Linked DNA regions of Homo sapiens: regions 1, 3 and 4 are each linked to region 2. Evidence: chromatin contacts called from ENCODE Hi-C or POLR2A ChIA-PET data. All regions are on one chromosome and are shown on one strand. The core of a region is the stretch at or near the end of the contact, and the rest is flanking DNA. Distances in the headings are between cores, read along the strand shown. Region 1 has its middle 51 kb from the start of GTF2H5. Region 2 holds the start of EZR-AS1 (EZR antisense RNA 1). Region 3 has its middle 22 kb from the start of TULP4. Region 4 holds the start of SOD2 (superoxide dismutase 2).

What was found. A loop is a pair of places that touch in the nucleus more often than their neighbours do. ChIA-PET counts read pairs that join two places held with the same protein, here RNA polymerase II (POLR2A). Pooled maps may share reads with other maps.
Region 1: a pooled map of ovary shows a loop between it and region 2 (1.9-fold over the local background). The contact joins the enhancer-like site here to the promoter of EZR-AS1 in region 2. A Hi-C loop is called at or near these places in 2 of 168 maps with a recorded cell type or tissue (breast epithelium and gastrocnemius medialis), 5 of 37 single-sample maps with no recorded cell type and 13 of 50 pooled maps. POLR2A ChIA-PET finds 5 or more read pairs at or near these places in 3 of 52 experiments (AG04450, GM10248 and GM12878).
Region 3: a pooled map shows a loop between it and region 2 (5-fold over the local background). The contact joins the enhancer-like site here to the promoter of EZR-AS1 in region 2. A Hi-C loop is called at or near these places in 2 of 37 single-sample maps with no recorded cell type and 2 of 50 pooled maps.
Region 4: a loop to region 2 is called in a map of naive thymus-derived CD4-positive, alpha-beta T cell, with 6 times the contacts of the local background. The contact joins the promoter of SOD2 here to the promoter of EZR-AS1 in region 2. A Hi-C loop is called at or near these places in 1 of 168 maps with a recorded cell type or tissue (naive thymus-derived CD4-positive, alpha-beta T cell), 1 of 37 single-sample maps with no recorded cell type and 10 of 50 pooled maps.

What each region holds. Positions count from the first base shown.
Region 1 is chr6:158,217,531-158,220,838 of GRCh38, forward strand. No RefSeq gene overlaps it. Among named protein-coding and RNA genes, the nearest start is that of GTF2H5, 51 kb to the left of the region's middle. Within about 2 kb of position 1,826, at least 3 of the 41 ENCODE cell types and tissues checked have a DNase peak (open chromatin) inside an H3K27ac peak, as active enhancers do.
Region 2 is chr6:158,816,169-158,819,537 of GRCh38, forward strand. It overlaps EZR-AS1 (EZR antisense RNA 1), which reads left to right and starts at 1,811. Exons shown (of 3, transcript NR_102425.1): 1 at 1,811-1,937. It overlaps EZR (ezrin), which reads right to left and starts at 3,200. Exons shown (of 14, transcript NM_001111077.2): 1 at 3,149-3,200; 2 at 1,914-1,998. The coding sequence starts at 1,925. RefSeq lists enhancers at 219-268, 1,132-1,301, 1,784-1,833 and silencers at 2,044-2,243, 2,384-3,369.
Region 3 is chr6:158,288,645-158,291,733 of GRCh38, forward strand. It overlaps a transcript of TULP4 not described here. Among named protein-coding and RNA genes, the nearest start is that of TULP4, 22 kb to the right of the region's middle. RefSeq lists a silencer at 2,271-2,320. Within about 2 kb of position 1,592, at least 7 of the 41 ENCODE cell types and tissues checked have a DNase peak (open chromatin) inside an H3K27ac peak, as active enhancers do.
Region 4 is chr6:159,691,472-159,694,490 of GRCh38, forward strand. SOD2 (superoxide dismutase 2) reads right to left here and starts at 1,770. Exons shown (of 5, transcript NM_000636.4): 1 at 1,674-1,770; 2 at 1,190-1,392. The coding sequence starts at 1,696. RefSeq lists an enhancer at 1,013-1,082 and silencers at 1,453-1,632, 1,833-2,122, 2,803-2,972.

The DNA of each region.
Region 1 (3,308 bases), core at 576-3,075, 600 kb before region 2:
TATCAAGGCAAAACTAGTCCAACCACCTTTCCAAGCTTGAACCTTCTCTGTCCCATGTTCTACCCCTGCCAAGTTGTTGCTTGGTCTAGTCTTTAGTATCTCCAGGAAAACTCACTACCTTTTAGCATAGCTTTCTCTAGTTCTCTCTTTACCTAAAATATACATAAATAAATACTAGTTAATCTGTAGAACCTTTCCCACAAATGTTTAGTATTATTTTATTTGAGACTATTGTAGCTTTTGCTATGATTTGAATGTCCCCTTCTAAACTCATGTTGAAATTTCATTGCTGGCTGGGCGTAGTGGCTCACGTCGTAATCCCAGCACTTTGGGAAGCCGAGGTGGGCGAATCATGAGGTCAGGAGTTCAAGACCAGCCTGACCAACATTGGTGAAACCCCATCTCTACTAAAAATACAAAAATTAGCCAGGCATGATGGCGTGCGCCTGTAATCCCAGCTACTCAGGAGGCTGAGACAGGAGAATCGTTTGAATCTGGGAGGTGGAGGTTGCAGTGAGCCGAGATTGCACCACTGCACTCCAGCCTGGGTGACACAGCAAGACACTGTTTAAAAAAAAAAAGGAAATTTCATTGCCATTGTGACCACATTGACAGGTGGAGCTTTTTTTTTTTTTTTTTTTTTGAGACAGAATCTTGCTCTGTCTCCCAGGCTGGAGTGCAGTGGTGCTATCTCAGCTCACTGCAAGCTCTGCCTCCCAGGTTCATGCCATTCTCTTGCCTCAGCCTCCCAAGTAGCTGGGACTACAGGTGCCTGCTACCATGTCCGGCTAATTTTTTTGTATTTTTAGTAGAGTTGGGGTTTCACCGTGTTAGCCAGGATGGTCTCGATCTCCTGACCTTATGATCCACCTGCCTCGGCCTCCCAAAGTGCTGGGATTACAGGCGTGAGCCACTGTGCCTGGCCGACAGGTGGAGCCTTTAAGAGGTAATTAGGCCATGAGGGCTCAGCCCTCTGAATGGACTAAGGCTATTATTATGGGAGTGGCTTAGTTTTAGAGGGAGTGGGCTCCTAATACAAGGATAAGTTCGACCCCAATTCCCCACTCTGTTTCATGTGCTTGCTTGCCATGTGATGCCTTGCATCTCTGGCTTTGGCCATGGGATGAGCCTCACCAGATGCTGGTGCCATGCTCTTGGACTTCCCAGCCTCCAGAACCCATGAGCCAAATAAACATCTTTTTAATAAATTACCCCATCTGTGATATTCCATTTAGAGCAACAGAAAATGAAATAAGACAATTTTTATGTGAATTCCTAATTTATCCATCCATTCACTCATCCATTCATCTGTTAATTTGTTTATTTACCATCCATTCAATTATTCATCACATACTCACTACCTGCTGCTGGGCTCGGCATGGGAATAGGGAAAAAACAGTAAACATGAAACTTGCTCTTTTTTCTCCTAAGGCCCAAAATGTTCCTGATGCCTACGTAGAGCTTCAGTGCTTCAAAATAGCTTAGTATCTATGTTAATATTAGCGTAGTTTTCAGAGACTTCACAAAATGGAATTTTAAAATTGTTTTTATTCTTCTGTTTTTTGTCTTTATTTTTTAACTTTTTTTTTTCTGCTCCCACTTCACTGGGATTATTTTATACTCCTTTAGCAGTCCCATGTAGATGTTTCTTGGTAGTCAGCCCTCCATCACAAGTGATTCAGGAATCCCAGCCCTTTCCATCTGGTGGCTTCATTCTCTAGGGCCTCAAGTTCTTTACACCTAGCTGGCTGGCAGGGGAAGAGAACATGTGGAGAAACACACCCATTTCTTAACTGCCTTGGCCAGGAGTGAGATACATCATTCCGATTGCAAGTATCAGTCACATGGCTCCACTTGGAGGTAGGGAGGTACTAGGAAATACAGTCTCTTGCTGGGCAGAGACTTCCTGGTTACAGTTCTATCACATGAGAGGACTCGTGGTGTACAATTAGCTGTCTCTGCTGCAATACCCAAAACACTTGCATGATTTTGCAGCTGTGAGTAAGATTATTTCGACATAGATAAATCACTGCTGGGATTGCTTACTTTTGTGGTCTAATACTTATATAATACTTAAATGTTTAAGTCTTTCAGAGATTATCTTCCTCCATCTAATTTTTTTTGTTTTGTTTACCTTATTTTTCTTTTTTTCTGATACAAGGTCTTGCTCTGTCACCCAGGCTGGAGTGTGCCATGGCATGATCATGGCTTACTGTAGCCTCAACCTCCCAAGTTCAAGCAATCCTCCCACCTCAGCCTCCTGAGTAGCTGGGACTACAAGCCTGTGCCACCATGCCTGACTAATTTTTAAAAATTTTTTTAGAGATGGGCGTTTCCCTGTGTTGCCCAGTTATAACATATATAACATATGTATTATATATGTTATATAATACATATATATATAAACTCCTTGGTTCAGGCTATCTTCCCACCTAGGCCTCCCAAATTGCTGGGATTACAAGGCTGAGCTACAGTGCGTGGCTTTTTTTTAATATAACAAAATTTATTTATTCAGTGTCTGCTAAGTGATTCTCTTTGGAGCAATGCTTAATTACAGTATAAAGTTATGACATGACATTTGTATCCATTGGTCCTATTAATAAACATCAGTTGCAGAGTATGAAGTTTGCAGTTACAAAATCTAAGTTTTTTACTGAGTAAAACTGAAAATGGCTAGCATTTACATAAAAATGGACAATTTTGCAAAATAGAAGTGATAATGGCACACAGTCCTAATTAGAAGGCTTACTTTCCTAAGAGCATGTGAGTGCCAGTGTATTTTCACTAGGTTTTGTCTTTTTGACATCTGCTTTTTTACAGTGCTGATGATTTCTGTTAATTTCATGAATGACACCTTTATCACATTTCAATCTATGATCTTTTTTTTTAAAGTTTTGTCTTAAGGCTTCAGTGTCTTCATTTGGAAAATAGTGTCATCATCCACAAAGACCTGGTAACAAACAGTGCATAGAAAAGTCATTGAGGACCGGATGCAATGGCTCAGGCCTGTAATCCCAGCACTTTGGGAAGCCGAGGTGGGCAAATCACATGAGGCCAGGACTTCGAGACCAGCCTGGTCAACATGGTGAAACCTCGTCTCTATTAAAAATACAAAAATTAGCCGGGCATGGTGGTGCGCGCCTGTAATCCCAGCTACTCGGAAGGCTGAGGCAGGAGAATCGCTTGAACCCGGGAGGTGGAGGTTGCAGTGAGCCGAGATCGTGCCATTGCACTCCAGCCTGAGTGACAGAAGGAGACATTGCCAAAAAAAAAAAAAAATTACTGAGGTCCTCAGGGCAAACTTGAAA
Region 2 (3,369 bases), core at 561-3,060:
GTGGTGGGGATGGGGAGGGAGAGTTTAATAGGTACAGAGTTTCAATCTGGGAAGATAAAGTTCTGGAGATGGACCTTGGTGATGGCTATGTAACAATGTAAATGTACTTAATACCTTGAAATGTAAACCTAAAAGTAAGAGGATAAACTGTATATTTTACCAAAATACAAAAAAGAAACCATAAAAATAAATTACCATTCATTATGAGAAATGAGAAAGAAAAGTAGTGACGGAGAACAGGTTAACTTTTTCCTGAGTGCTATCTTAGCTGAGCTCTGCACCTCTTCTTTTAGTGAAATAAAGAAAACCACACCCAGAAGGGTAATCTTCTTGACCACTCCTCCGCATACCGTTGCACTCAGCTCTGCCTGAGTAAGGGGTTGTACTTAGGTCAGTTTCATACCACATGCACTGTCAAGCCTCGATGTCACGTGTCACTTTTAAGTTTGAATTAAAAAGAAAAATTTTGTATAGAAAATACTCTGCATCACAAATGAATCATCTTGATGTAACTTAGGCAAAAATTATATTGGCTTCTGAATCTACTGGCATATTAATTCTTTATCCTAACAGCAAAATTAATACCTCTAACAAAGATCTTAGAGAACATAAAATGTAACAGAAGAAGCACACAAGGCCGGGTGTGGTGGCTCACGCCTGTAATCCTAGCATTTTGGGAGGTCGAGGTAGGCAGATCACCTGAGGTCAGGAGTTTTAGACCAGCCTGGCCAACATGGTGAAACCCCCTCTCTATAAAAATACAAAAACCAGCTGGGCATGGTGGCACATGCCTGTAATCCCAACTACTCGGGAGGCTGAGGCAGGAGATTCGCTTGAACCTGAGAGGCAGAGGTTGCAGTGAGCCGAGATCATGCCACTGCACTCCAGCCTGGGCCACAGAGAGAGACTCCGCTCCCCCATCCCCCACAAAAGGCACACAAGCATTGATTACAGAACCAACTTGTTTGAAAAACCAAAAAAAAATTCCAGATGTATCTGTAATCCCAATTTGTAATGAATCCTGATATTTTGTCCATTGTGATTCAAAACTCAAAAAATGTTAAACCTTCCCCCTAATGTCTAGTCACCAGTTCCCCAGTGTTAAAAGCAGGTAGAATACATACAACTTTCTAAGAAGCGTCAGTCCCAGAGAACCTGCCTTGTGCCTACAACCCCCAGGTCTCGCCAGCAATCTCAACACAATCAGATTCAAGGAGACAGAGGCGCAGGCACAGCCCTTTCATCAGCTGACCAGGAGTGCTCGGCCCGGCCTGCCAGGAACCTCTTATCAAACTCCACCGGCTGCCTGCATCTACAATTCAAGTCCATGGCTAACCTTCTGTTAGAGACAGAAATTCTGCTGCAGCCAGCAAGTTTGCTGGTGTACAGGGCACCGCTTCATGGGCCTAGTAGGAAGCGAAGCTGAAAGGCAACTTCCGAAAGCCAGTCTCCTCTCCCAAACGCCCTTTAATATCTCCCCAGTTGGATCTGGGGCGCCTGTGGTTTCGGACCCTTAGGAGCTCTGAGAACTGGTGTGTGTGGTCGGAAGCCATCTGAGTCTCCCTGTGATTTGGACTTTTTAAGAAACTTCTAAGTTGTATTACTATACCCTTTAAAAACAGACGGAAGCAGTGTAAAAAGGCCTCTAGTTTTTAGAAAAGACCGTAACTACTGGGGAGGGGGCTCACAAAGAAAAAGACTGCAGAGAAAAGCATCAAAATGGTGTTTTCCTAACGCTCCACAAAAGGGTCAACAAGTAACAAAGAGCGGCGAAAACCTCCTCCTATTCCTATCGTCTTCTGCGTGTGAGAAGAACCCTGTTCCCCAGGAACTGCCCCAACACCTCGAGCAGGTGCCTCCCCTCTCCAATGAAGCCTCTCCCGTCCGCCCGGCCCAGAAACTGGGCAACTTACTGGTTTCGGCATTTTCGGTTTCTGGTGAGTATCCTCGATCCCCGAAAACACGACTATCCAGCAGCAGCGAAGACGCTGTCCCAACCTGGAGTCAGAGCAGAACCCTTAGAGCGCCCGCCCGCCCTGCCTCGTCCTCCTGCCGCGCCCGACACTCGGCGCCCGCAGCGCGCTGCCGCTTAAGAACCGGCCAGCCCGGGCCCGGGTGAGTCAGCGCCCCGCCCAGCACTGCGGGCATGGGGAGGGGGCACGGGCGGGGCGGGGCCGGGCCGGGCCCCCGGCGAGGAGGCGCCCGAGAGCGGGGGCGCGCGCCCAAGGGGCAGCCGGCGGGCACTGGAGGTGCCCCCCAGTTGGGGGTGGGTCCGAGGAGAGGGGGTGCGCACCCAGGGGACCCCCAGCATGAAGGGGCTGGTGGGGGGCGCAGGCCCGGGAGAGAGAGGGCAGGGGGAACACTCAGTGGGGAGGATCGGGGGGAGGGGGCGCGGGCCCCGGGGAACACTCGGCCAGGAGGGTCAGGGGAGAGAGCGCCGGCCGGGCGGGGAGGGGTCTGGGGGACACTCGAGGTGCACCCAGCGGAGAGAGGCGGAGAAGAGGGGGCGCGGGCCCAGGGATACCCGGCGGGGAAAGGCCCGGGGAGAGGGAGCGCGCGCCTGGGAGAGAGAGGGCGAGGGGCAGGAGGAACACCTAGGAGGAAGGAGTCCCGGGACAGCCAGCGCGAGCCCGCGGGGCACCCGACAGGGAGGGGTCAGGGGAGAGGGGGCACAGGGCGGGCGGGGGGGCACTCGCTGGGGAGGGATCCGTGGAGAGGGGGCGCGGGCTCGGGGTCCGCCGAGGAACTTCCCGGGGCTGCCAGGAAGCCCGTGAGAAGCCGAGCACTCGGCAAGTTTCACTTTGTGTAGCAACCGTTGCCCCGCGGCTGCAGTCACAACCGTCAAGCCTTTGAGAAACTCTTTCAAAAACTGCAACCGCTCGGGAGCCGCCGAGGGACGGCGCCCAGGCACCCAGGCTCCGCGTTTCCTTCGGGAGAGACCTGAGGGGACCCGGCGCCGAGGGGAAGGTCGCGGGGCCGCGGGCCGGCTCAGCTCCACCTGCCCCGGGGGTGCCGGGCGAGAACCCCGCGCCGCGCCCCCTAGGCTGCCCGCCGCACCTGCCGCCGAACCCCGCCGCCCGCCCGGGCCCTCCACCAGGAACCCCCCGCCCAGAACCCCCGTCCCGACCCCGGCCGCCGCACGCCTCACCCGGCGCCTGCAGTGCTCCGTGTGCTCCCCGCCGCCCTTGCGTCCGCCGAGTGCGCTCGCTGCCCGCGCTCCCAAAAGCCCCGGCGGGGCGGGTCCCGGGACCACGCCCCTTCCCGCCCAGCTCCCGACCTGTGAGGTGCGCCCCCCGCAAGATGGCGGCAGCCGGGCCTCGGGCTGGGTGGGGGCGGAACTTGGCGGAAGTGCGCGCTACTCCCCTCGCA
Region 3 (3,089 bases), core at 342-2,841, 530 kb before region 2:
CACCCGCCACCACGCCCAGCTAATTTTTTGTATTTTTAGTAGAGACGGGGTTTCACCGTGTTAGCCAGGATGGTCTCGATCTCCTGACCTCGTGATCCACCCTCCTCGACCTCCCAAAGTGCTGGGATTACAGGCGTGAGCCACCGCGCCCAGCCATGAGTGTTGAATTTTAGGATACTTTTTTGCTTGTATTGCAATAATCTTTTTCCCTGCTCTTTACTCTTTTAGTATGATGAATTATATCTAATAGATTATATTTCTAATTAGTAGACAAACAGATTTTCTAATAACCTCTTAGAACTAGTTGTGGCTATTATCACTTTTTAAATATTCTGATTGAGTTTGTGTAATACTGCTGTAGGCTATTCCTGAATGTTTGGTAGAACTCGTTTGTAAACTATATGGCCTGATTTCTTTGTGGGATGATTTTAAACTACAGATTCATTTTCTTTAGTGGTTATAGAACAATTTAGACTGTCTTTCTTCTTGAGGTAGTTTTGTTAAATTGTGTTTCTTAGGAATTTACTCATTTCATATGTTATCTAATTTTATAACATTAAGTTGTTCATGGTATTATTTTATCTTAAGTTTCATGGTGTCTGTAGTTAGTTGTAGCCCTCTTTTCATTGTCAGTATTTATTTGTGCTGCTCTGTCTTTATCTATCTTGCCAGAGCTTTGTGTCTTTGATTACATTTTGCAAAGAATCAGTGTTTGGCTTTGTTTAGCTTGTCTAATTTTTTTTTCTTTTTATTTATTTAATTTCTGTTTTTACTATCTTCTTCCTTTACTCTCTTTTGGTTTATGCTGTACTTTTCTAACTTCTTTAAGTTGAATGTTTAGCCCCTTAATTTATAACATGTTTTCTTTTCTAACATAAGTTTTATAACATTTTATAACAGTTTCTTCTTTTATAACATAAGTTGTTGTTGTTGTTTTGTTTTGTTTTGTTTTTTGAGACAGCGTCTCATTTTGTGGTCCAGGCTGGAGTACGGTGGTGCAATCATGGCTTACTTCAGCCTTGACCTCCTGGGCTCAAGTGATCCTCCTACTTCAGCCTTCTGAGAAGCTGGGACCACAGGCATGTGCCACCATGCCTGGCTGATTTTTTAATTTTTTGTAGAGACGGGGTCTCACTGTGTTGCCCAGGATGGTCTTGAACTCCTAGGTTCAAGCAGTCCTCCCACCCTGGCCTCCTAAAGTGTTGGGATTGCACATGTAATCCACCATGCCCAGACTAACATAAGCATTTAAGGCAATGAATTTTCTTTCAAAATACCACCTTTGCTATAGCCAAGAAGTGTTTTGTTTTGTTTTGAGACAGGGTCTCACCCTGTCACTGGAGTGTAGTGGCGTGATTAATGGCTCACTGCAGCCCCCACCTCCTAGACTTAAGCCATCCTCCCACCTCAGTCTCTTGTGTAGCTGGGACCATAGGCGCATGCCACCATGCTGGCTAATTTTAAAATTTTTTGTAGAAACGGGGTCCCACTGTGTTGCCCTGGCTGATCTCGATCTCCTGGGCTCAAGCATCCACATCAGCATTTGTTATTTTCTGACTCTTTTAGTAATAGCCATTTTAACTGGGGTGAGAAGACATCTGCTTGTGGTTTTGATTTGCATTTCCCTGATGATAGTGATGTGGAGCACTTTTTCATGTACCTGCTCTCCATTTGTTGTCTCCTTTTGAGAAATGTCTTTTCAGATCCTTTGCCCATTTTCAAATCAGAATGTCTTTTGCTGTTGAGTTCCTTATATATTCTAGTTGTTAATCCTTTGTTGGATGAATAATTTTGCAAATGTTTTCTCCCATTCTGTGGATTATGTCTACTTCGTTGATTGTTTCCTTTGCTGTGCAGAAGCTTTGTACATTTTCATTTATTTTTCCTTTTGTATTGTTTTTCTCTTTCTAGGGGATTGATTTTGGTCTCCCCTGCTCCCACCTCCCTTCTGTTTTTACCCCTCCAGTGATTTAGAAGTTTTATACTTTATTTCTAGTTTTTTAGTGATTGCCCTTTAAATTTTACCATGCTTACCTAAGATAATTAAGTATAAGGTTGAGTATTTTAACTATCCTTCTAAAACAATATAAAGGCCTTAGAGTACTTTTGGCTCTGGTCATCCTTGTTTGATCAAATTGTCTTTTTTTTATTTTTTAGTTTTCTACCTTCCCCCCCACATTTGTCATAGACACAGTCTAGTGGTTAAGCACATAAACTAGAAACTGAAACCGGCAGCCTGGTGTGACACCCAGCTCTGCTGCCTACCGGATAGTGTCGGGCAAGCATTTAACCTGCCTGTGCCTCAATTTCCTCACCTATAAAATGTGGACAACAAAAGGATCTTTCTCATAAGGCTAAGGCTTTTCAATGAGAAATATAGTACCTATAAAGCATTAAGAGCTATACCTAGAAGTTGATAAGTACTGTGTATTAATATGAGTCTGCTGTTTCTGCTTTATTGTTCTGTTTTGAACAGACATTGTTTAATTTTACCTACATATTTAACAATTTCTTTTTTCGTTGTTTCTTAGACCTTCCTTCTGAGACATTTTCCTTCTACCTGAAGAATATTGTTTAGATGTTATATTGCGAGGTCAGTTGGCCTTAAATTTCAGCTGTTATTCTTTTGAAATGGTCTTCTTATTTCACTCTAATTCTTAAAAGACAATCTTTCTGGGAATATAATTGTGTTTTCTTTGAGTGCTTTGAAGATACTATTTCATTGATTTTGGCAGCCAGTGCCGCTGTTGAGATGTCTCTGTCATCTAATTGTCATTCTTTTGTAAGCACCTGTCTTTTCCTTTTGGCTACTTCTGAACTCTTCTCTTGGTGTTTTTATTGTGCACTTTTACTAAAGTGTGCCCAGGTGTGGATTTCTTCTTTATTTCTCCTGCGTGGCATATATTGTGCTGCTTCTTGTGTCTGTGCATTTTTTTTTATCAGTTTTGGCAAATTCTCAGTTGTTATGTCTTCAGATATTTCTTTTCCATTTTCTCTGTTCTGTCCCTTTAGAATTTTAATTAGATTTGTCCTTTTTTAATCTATCTTTCATTTCTCTTGATCTCTTATATTTCTATCTCCTTGTGTCT
Region 4 (3,019 bases), core at 520-3,019, 880 kb after region 2:
AAATTTCATAACCCCGAAATTCAAAACATTTAAGGAAAAGTAAACATTTTTTACTACGTAGCTTACCAAGCAATACAGAGAGTCTAAAAAACATGACTATCGATTATCTTCCTTGTGCAAACCACTAACGAATAAATTAAAAAGACAATACTATTTTGTAAAAAACGTTAAAACATAACATTCCCATACACACCCCCAAAAGGCACAGACTCAAAAAGTCCACATACCCCTGGTTTTATCAACCGAGCTCTTGAGAAAAAAAAAAAAAGTTAACAACATATATTTTAATTGCATTACAAATATGAGTAAATAGTAAATAAAAACAAGCCTGTTTCAGTTTCCCACTAAAGGGCTATTTTCCTTGTGAACTTTGACCCCTAAGGGAAATCAAGAAAAGTATCAAGTCTAAAGATCCTGAACTGTTCCACAGTTAGGTTACTGCTTTTTTGGTAACGCACACCACAACGGTGTGCCTCCTCCTCTCCCACCTGAAGTCAAGTGGGCTCAGTGAAGTTTCACCTGCAGGGTAGCTGGGGATGCAGGGAGTCTCCAAGTCCTAGGCTGGAGTCCCGACCCCGTTTGCTCTCAGGAAGATGACAAGGACCATGGTTCCTAGCACGGAGTAGTGTCCTCCTGTCTCCCACCTTCAGTGTGACCTGGCAGTAAGACACCACTCCCACTTCTATCAGGAGGTGACCCTGACACTCAGAGACACCTGCGGACCCGATGATGTCTGGCCACCAGTGGACAGGCGCTCTCAGCCCTCCTGCAAACGGCTGGCACACCTACCTGAGAGACCAAACATTTCCCCAAAGCACATTATACAACAAGAACAATTTCAATTTGCAAAAAAAACGAGTGACACAGTAGAGCTTTCTTTTCAGGCCCTACAATTCACCAGTGCTGGCAATATGTGTAACGGAATGTGGCTCACAACAGTAAGGCAAGCTCCTTCGCAGGACCCCAAGTTCCCTGAGATGACAGAAGTGTGTTCAAACCCATCGAGGCACTCCTTCTACAATGAGGTAGACCATGTGTTTAAAAGAGAGACTATCGTGCCTGGAAAACTCGGAACCGGTACAAATACGAAGCGAGTTCTCCTCCACGGAGAGGCCCGTCCGTATGGGGCCTGGCTCCCTGGGGTCGCCTCTGCCGGGGACTGCCTCCCGCCGCTCAGCCTGGAACCTACCCTTGGCCAACGCCTCCTGGTACTTCTCCTCGGTGACGTTCAGGTTGTTCACGTAGGCCGCGTGGTGCTTGCTGTGGTGCAGCTGCATGATCTGCGCGTTGATGTGAGGTTCCAGGGCGCCGTAGTCGTAGGGCAGGTCGGGGAGGCTGTGCTTCTGCCTGGAGCCCAGATACCCCAAAACCGGAGCCAGCTGCCTGCTGGTGCTGAAGACGAGAAAGCACAGCCCGGTCAGTCAGCGCCGCGGGACCGTCTACGCAGGCTGGGCTGCCGAGGAACGGCAGCGCGCGGCGTCCCCCGAGTCCCCGCGTCCCCTCCCTGCGGATCCCCGCTCCAGCCGCCGCGCCGGGCACTCCCGGGAGAACCGCCTGCAGGTGCCCCGGTCCCGCCAGGCCCGGTGCGGCCACTGTCGCCATTGCCGCGGAGGCCCTGCCCGCCGCGAGCCCCTTCGCCCTTGGGGCCGTGACCGGGTCCCCTTTCTTCTCACCCGCACACTGCCCGGCTCAACATGCTGCTAGTGCTGGTGCTACCGCTGATGCCGCCGATCTGCTGAAGCCGCTGCCGAAGCCACCACAGCCACGAGTGCCGCTCCTGCGCCGCCCGCGGGCCTTAAGAAAGCGCGGGGAGCAGGGCCGCGACCCCAGCTGCGCCGCAAGGGCACCGCCGCCCCGCCCCCCCCCCCCGCGGGCCCCGCCCCGCGCCCGCCGCGCCCAACCCCGGGGGTGCCCTGCGTGCCTGTCCCGCCCGCCCGCGCTTGCCGTACACCCCGCGCCCAGGGCACGGGAGAAAGGAGGCTGCAGGCTAGCCTCGGCCTCGGCAACCTCGCTGCCTGTCTGCCGTACTTGAGTGGCGCGCGGCCGAAGGGAGGCGGCCCCTGCCCCCGTGGAGTTGGTACGGCCCGAAGGCCCTGCCTCCGGCTCCGCCCCTGAGGGTGCCGGCGGGGATCTGGCTGCACTAGGCGGCTGCGGCGCCTGCCCCTGAGTTTTGGTTGCGCTGCCGGGGGGCCGCGGGGTCCAGAGGCCTCACTGCAAAAAGACATTCATACCCTCCCAGGGCCCCCGTGGCCGTTCCTAGGGAAGACGGGGCCTAGCTGCTGGTCAGCGCCGCCCAGCCGGCCTATGAGCTGAGGGTAGAGCCAGCGCCCTTCCAACCCGTATTCAGTACTCTTGCGCCGTACCCTTGCTTTGCAAGTAAGCCGACCTTGGGACCTATTCCAGGACAGGAGGCACACAGACTTTGTCCCCACCGGCTGCCTAAGAACAGTTCTTGGACACCCACGACGTGCCCGAGACTGCAGGCAGGATTTGCACACATTTATCTTTATTTTTACCCCTAGGGTTGGTATTATTGATTCTAGTAATAGTGAAATCCTTTGAGGTTAAGCAGCTTCTCCTGGGCACAGTTAACTGAGTCAGGACTAGTTCCCACCTTCCTCACTACTAAGCCCTGGCAGTCATGTTTTGTGTGTTTACAGTAACTCTGTGAACCAACTGTTCAGGATAACATAAAAGGACAACAGAGGATTCTTTCCTGCGCTGTCTTGTAGCCTAGTAAGCTGTTAAGTATCAAGTGCTCTCTCAACAGTTAAACAACAATCCTGAATGGTGTGAATCTTCCATGTGTAGAGGTTAGGAAATCTACACTGCCATTGGCGGGAGTTGCCCCTTTATTGAAAAGAATATGATGGAAGGTAGCAGGTGCTGAACCGTTTCCGTTGCTTCTTGCAACCCCCGTACAGCCCTCCGAAGGATGACTAGGCTTCCGGTAAGTGGAATGGGAAAACAGTCAGGCGAAGAGGAACCACCTGAACTTGGCTTCACAACAGGAAGGGCT